2 separate regions of the Homo sapiens genome follow, and region 1 is linked to region 2. Evidence: chromatin loops called from intact Hi-C (ENCODE). Cell type or tissue: PC-3. All regions are shown on one strand. Links, peaks and the distances in the headings refer to the core of each region. The heading gives the core; the rest is flanking DNA. Region 1 overlaps FGF2 (fibroblast growth factor 2). Region 2 has its middle 43 kb from the start of FGF2.

Region 1 (2,920 bases), core at 194-2,693, 53 kb before region 2:
CTTCATAAGTTTGTATTTAAGATTAAACAGATATTATTTATAAAGCTGGCATAGAGCATGTTCTCAAAAATTTCACTCACTCATTCATTCAATAAGTACTTGGTAAATATCAGGGTCCTAGGAACATAGTGCAGTGGTAAAGGCCAAACACCTGACCCTTCCTCTACCACAGAGCAAAGGGACTCTGCCTAGTCACCATGGCAGTCTCCCTCATTGTCTGGACAGAGCTGGACAGATCCCATGAATACTTCAGGGCTTTCATACCACCCTCCAAAAAATAATCTATGTCTCACTTTTCTCATCCTTTAACAGCTGAGGGTGTCTCTGTAATTCGTTATTTTTCAATCCAACACCTTCTGTCTATGTCTTTATACATTAGTACACTCAATTAAAACAGTTAACAAAATTATCTTCCCAATCTCACTTCAATTATACTCCCATTACTGAGTTCAGAGTAATGTAGATATATATAAATATGTAAGGAGAACTAACACTTAGAAACACATTCAAAATAGAATATTTCTCTTTTCACTTAGCTTTTTTTAAATAAATGCCTTACCCCAAAGAAGATAAGGAAATAATGTTAATAAGTCTTACATTTAAAGGTAAAATATGACTCGGAGAAAAGCTTAGATGAAAAGTTAACAGAAGAGGACCCACAATGCAAAATGCAAGATGATACCATCCCAGAATCAGAATTTCCAAAATCAAAGGGACCTTTTTCTCTTGAGTCCCCATCCAATTCAAGTAGTCATCCAGCCAGTGAGTAAATGACACCTCTCCCCAACACACAAACACACACACCCCATCTCCAAATGAGCCAACACTAGAAATAGCTATAAGACGAAAGGTCAAATGACACTTGGTAGAATAAAAAAAAAATCTAGGCAAGAAAAGTAACATAATTAATAGAAAAAGTAAGAATACATGAAGACATGCAGCAAGTATTGGATTAAAAGATATATAGCAGGCAGTAGAAAGATTATTTGCATTTCTAATTCAAAAGCAAAGTGTTTATCAAGTGATATGTTTCCAAAAGTAATTTTTTAAATGGAAGCATTATTTGACCGTTTTAATCTCTTCCATTTCCTATTGATGTAAGGCCACCTAAAAACTTATGAATTGTTTTCTATTTACAAAATGATTCAGCTTAGAAAGGAGTAGAATGAGACTGGTCATTCAGTAATTTCTCCCACCCACCCTTGCAGACATCACATCACAAAGACTGTGACTCACTTTGTCATACAATTTCTATCCTCTTAAGAGTTTTTCAGATTGTTGTGATGAATACTGGGTCATAAATCTGAATAAATTTTCAGATGAAACTATCCATGCCATTTCATCACAGCCCAAAATATTAACAATGGTACCAGACAGTCCCCAATACTAACTTTTACAATGATTCACTGGTTTTAGACCTGAGTAAGAGAGAGACACACTGACGTAAGGATTGAAGTGTCTGAATCAGGTATGAATTCCCAGGTCTGCGTTCCTTAATTAGAGTACTATAACCAGTTCTAGAACTGAGCATTAATGTTGGCTAGAAATATTAATATGTTACTTAACAGCTGAAAAGTTTCCAAAATAAAAAGTGATCCAACAAATGACTACGCTTTGCCTTTATTGCTTCCCTTGAATAATGTTAAAGGTGTTTGCAGAAAAGAACTACAGTGCTGTTGCATTCAATTTACCATTTTATATGCCTCATACTATAGTATTTATACTTATTTGAAGTTGTTGCCCATTCAACAAATATAGAGTGAACCTTTTCATGGGACTCAGACTGGTCACTCATTCAGCAATGAAGCCAAAAGGACCCTGGGATGAGTAAATTCAGCCTCAGACCCTCAGAATAGGAAAGAGTAAAGAACTACTGGGTAATGTGGTCTGGATTTTTTAAAAATAAAAATTTCTTGCCAGCTAGGAATTTCCAGTAAAACTGGGGGACATAAAATTAAAATACAACAAGCTATTAGAGAGAATTTTTAGATAGCACACAGAAAAGGAAAGATGGATACAGGATGATGTGAAAGAAATAAGGCCCAAAGCATGACTGGAAATGGGATAAGGTACGAGGACAGACAGGACATTTCAGCTTAAGGAAAACTGCCTGGTTAAAGGCTAAGATGACAAGGAAGACAGGAGACGTGAAGGGAAGGTCAGAAAGGAAGTTAAGAGACTTGGCTAATTTATTGAGTACATCTTCAATTTAACAAACATTCTTTGAGTGGCCACTGTGTGTGAGGATAGATGCAGCAAATGGGATCCAGTGCTTGCCTACAAAGAGTTCACAGTCCCAGTGCAGAAGCCAGACACATAAACCACTAACTATTACAGAAAGCATGAAGTTCTGTGTTCAGACTATGTACCAAGTATATGGGAAAACAGTAAAAACCATTAATTCTCCCTGGGAAGGTAGAGGAAAGTTTCACAAAGAAGTCTGTTGGGCTGGATCTTAAAGGATTTTTCCAGAGAAAGGTGAGGATGGGAGGAGTTGTGAGAGAGAAATTGATAAGAAAAAGAAGGATTTTTCAAAAACAAGAGTCACATGAAGAAAGGCCAATCATTGTGACAGTAATCGTTATGACACATTAAAGAGACTATAATTAAAGCACAGAGTGCTACAGCTTCAGGAAGGTATGGATGGTAAACAGTAAGAAATAAGGTAGGTCATGTTTAAGAAGGAAAGCCAGGTAGGTCTGGTTAGTGCTTAAAATTGCAGGAGAGTAGAGGTCATTAAATCAAGAGGCAGGGCAAGGAAATCACTATGGCTGGGAAACATTTTAGAGAGATATATACGAAAGAAGTAGAGAAAGGCATCAAAGACAATTCCATGGTGTCTAGCTTTGGAGACAAGAATAATAATTCACTACAAGCAGAAATTCAGGAGGAAAGGGTGCTAGTTTGAGAAAATGGTGTT
Region 2 (2,920 bases), core at 117-2,616:
CAAGTAGCTGGGATTACAGTTGCCCACCACAATGCCCAGGTAATTTTTTGTATTTTTAGTAGAGATGGGGTTTCACCATGTTGGCCAGGCTGGTCTCGAACTCCTAACCTCAAGTGTTCCACCGCCTCGGCCTCCCAAAGTGCTGCAATTACAGGCGTGAGCCACTGCACCTGGCTGAGGTTGAGTTCTTGATTTCTCAGCTTGACTGCTATTGGTGTATAGCAATGCTACTGATTTGTATACATTGATTTTGTATCCTGAAACTTTAATAAATTCATTTATCAGTTCTAGCAGGGGTCCCACTTTTGATGACATCTGTTAAAAGAGAAAACTTTAAACAAAAAGAAAAAAAATGTAGACAAATCAAATTTAACAGAGTTTAATTCAACAAAGAACAATTTGTGAATTTGGCAGCCCCCCACATCAGAATATGTTCAGAGAGACTCCAGTGTTGCCATGTGATTGGAGAGTATTTACAGACAGAAAAAATGTGACCTACAGAAAAACAACTGGATTGGTTACATCTTGGCATTTGCCTTACTTAAAATCGGTTTGAACAGTTGGCTGCCTTTGATTTGCAGAAACTTGGTAATGGTACAAGAATAGGTTGCAGTCTCTTTACACATCCAGTTAGGTTACAGTTCATCACTTGCAGAGAAACCTTTAGGGTGAATTTAAAATATGAAAGGAGGCACCTTTAGGCTAAACTTAATTTAACATGGCATTTAAGAAATTACTTCAGCTGATTTCTAGGAGCAGGAATTTAAAGGGCTAGGTGTGGAGGAGGAAGGAGGAAATTCACCAAGTGAAGCCAGATTCTGAGTTCATATCTCTGGTTGGCTCTAAAAAGATTTTAAACTCTTCTTTTTAGCTGATCATCACACTGGCTTCAGTTGCTGAAGGGAGGTCCCATTCACAGAGTTCTCACAGCCTTCATGGTTCTCAGAGAGGTCCAGGATGAAGTGCACAGGGCTTTTTTGCATGGTCAGGCTTGCACAGTGGCCAGATTGGTTTGGTAACATGTTTACTTTAATTGTAGGTAGCAGTGCTCATGTTTATCTTCTTCTCCAGACTGAAGCTTGTGAAGATCGCTCCAATGTCTCACACAATTTTAAATGCCCCCAGCAAAGCTTAGCACGGGGCTCTATTCACAGTGAACTGCATAATTGCTGTTTCTTTTTTGCATGAGACAGATTCAATTAACAGCACTGTCACATAGCTCCAGAAGGTTGCTGTGAAGTTGGGCCCGTTTGCTAGGATAGAGGAAGGCTCATTTTACTTTTCTCATTAGCTTATTAACTCCAAAGAAATTATCAGAATTTTACACTGCCTAAACCACAGAGGCTGGCCTGAGGAGGAAGTTTCAATGGGGTGAAAAGGAGATGATAGCAGCAAGACCTGGCAGGCACACAGCAAGGCGAGGGCCCTGGGTACTGAGGGGAAAGCACGGGCAGCACTAGCTGCCTCTGTGTCACTAGTTTGGCATCCTTGGCTCTGGATCCCTGGTGGAGCTAGAGTCATTAGGATGACAATAGCTCCTATTAGTGTGGACAGGAATTTTAGGAATTTTGGCAATGGCAACAGTGAGGAATGCGCATTTGACTTTTTATGAAACCTCTATACAGAAGAACTGACCAATACAGAGTGTAAACTGGCCAGCAAGCTCTAGCACAGTGCTTTGATAAACATTTTAGTCCTTTGAGTTACAAATTTTTCTAAGGTGTGTTACATATTTTCTGCCCTTTTCTTTTCTCCTTTCCTTTCCCTTTCCCTTTCCCTTTCCTTTTTGAAACGGAGTCTCACCCTGTCACCCAGGCTGGAGTGCAATGGCGTGATCTCGGCTCACTGCAACCTCTGCTTCCCGGGTTCAAATGGTTCTCCTGCCTCAGCCTCCTGAGTAGCTGGGATTACAGGCGCCCGCCACCACGCCTGGCTAATTTTTGTATTTTTGTATGTATGTATGTATGTATGTATGTATGTATGTGTGTATTTTGAGACAGAGTTTCGCTCTTGTTGGCCGGGCTGGAGTGCAATGGCACGATCTCTGCTCACCGCAACCTCTGCCTCCTGGGTTCAAGCGATTCTCCTGCCTCAGCCTCCCAAGTAGCTGGGATTACAGGCATGTGCCACCATGCCTGGCTAATTTTTGTATTTTTAGTAGAGACAGGGTTTCTTCATGTTGGTCAGGCTGGTCTCAAACTCCCAACCTCAGGTGAGCTGCCTGTCTCAGCCTCCCAAAGTGCTGGGATTACAGGTGTGAGCCACCACGCCTGGCCCAGACTTTGGCTTTTCATTTTTACATGTTTAATACACAAACTGTGTGCTTGCTGTAGTACCTCTTCTAAGCGGAACCCCCTAGGAATGAGACACAAACCACAGACCATACTCCCTGTGTCTGTAGGCATCTGACAATTTGTTCTTGTTTTCTTTACCTTCTTTTATACATACCCTGTTTCTCAAAAGAGGTTTTTGTTTGCAAACACTAAGAAAATAAATAATTTATCATGGCCACTGATTTCTTTCCAGTAAAATGGTATTTGTAACAACTCAAATTGCCCTGAAGTATAAATTGAGATTTCTATGGAATGCATGCCATTTTATGGAATTTTACTTCCATGGCAGTTTTAATGACAGCAACAAGAACAACAAAAGAAACTCATAATCATTAAAACTGAGGAGAAAAACTACTTTTTAGAAAATGGCATCTTTAGATTCTGTTTTCTGATCTTTTTTAGCACATCAGCCTCGATTGAGGGTAAAAATTTGCAATGTTGAGTACTTTTGTTAGTTTTACTGAAAGCCAAAACCAAAAATGTTCGTTTTCAACCTAACTGAACTTCAACATAGCAGTTTATAATTCCGACATAGCAGTTTTGGTTATTAAGAAAATAGTAATGGAATAAAAGAGAAAAATGAAAAC

Evidence for each region. Peaks named below come from ENCODE experiments on the same cell type or tissue, not always from the same donor. Only the 100,000 strongest peaks of a DNase experiment are listed, where the experiment ranks them.
Region 1: a loop joins it to region 2, with 1.9 times the contacts of the local background. A loop is called at or near these places in 10 of 110 quality-filtered maps.

Annotation. Positions count from the first base shown.
Region 1 is chr4:122,835,530-122,838,449 of GRCh38, reverse strand. All of the region lies in intron 1 of FGF2 (fibroblast growth factor 2), which reads right to left. Among named protein-coding and RNA genes, the nearest start is that of FGF2, 10 kb to the right of the region's middle. In PC-3, for the core only: no CTCF peak of the experiment used is centred there; a DNase peak (open chromatin) is centred at 1,209; H3K4me3 peaks cover 387 bases; H3K27ac peaks cover 1,871 bases.
Region 2 is chr4:122,782,092-122,785,011 of GRCh38, reverse strand. No RefSeq gene overlaps it. Among named protein-coding and RNA genes, the nearest start is that of FGF2, 43 kb to the left of the region's middle. RefSeq lists an enhancer at 1-696. In PC-3, for the core only: no CTCF peak of the experiment used is centred there; a DNase peak (open chromatin) is centred at 1,591; H3K4me3 peaks cover 849 bases; H3K27ac peaks cover 1,613 bases.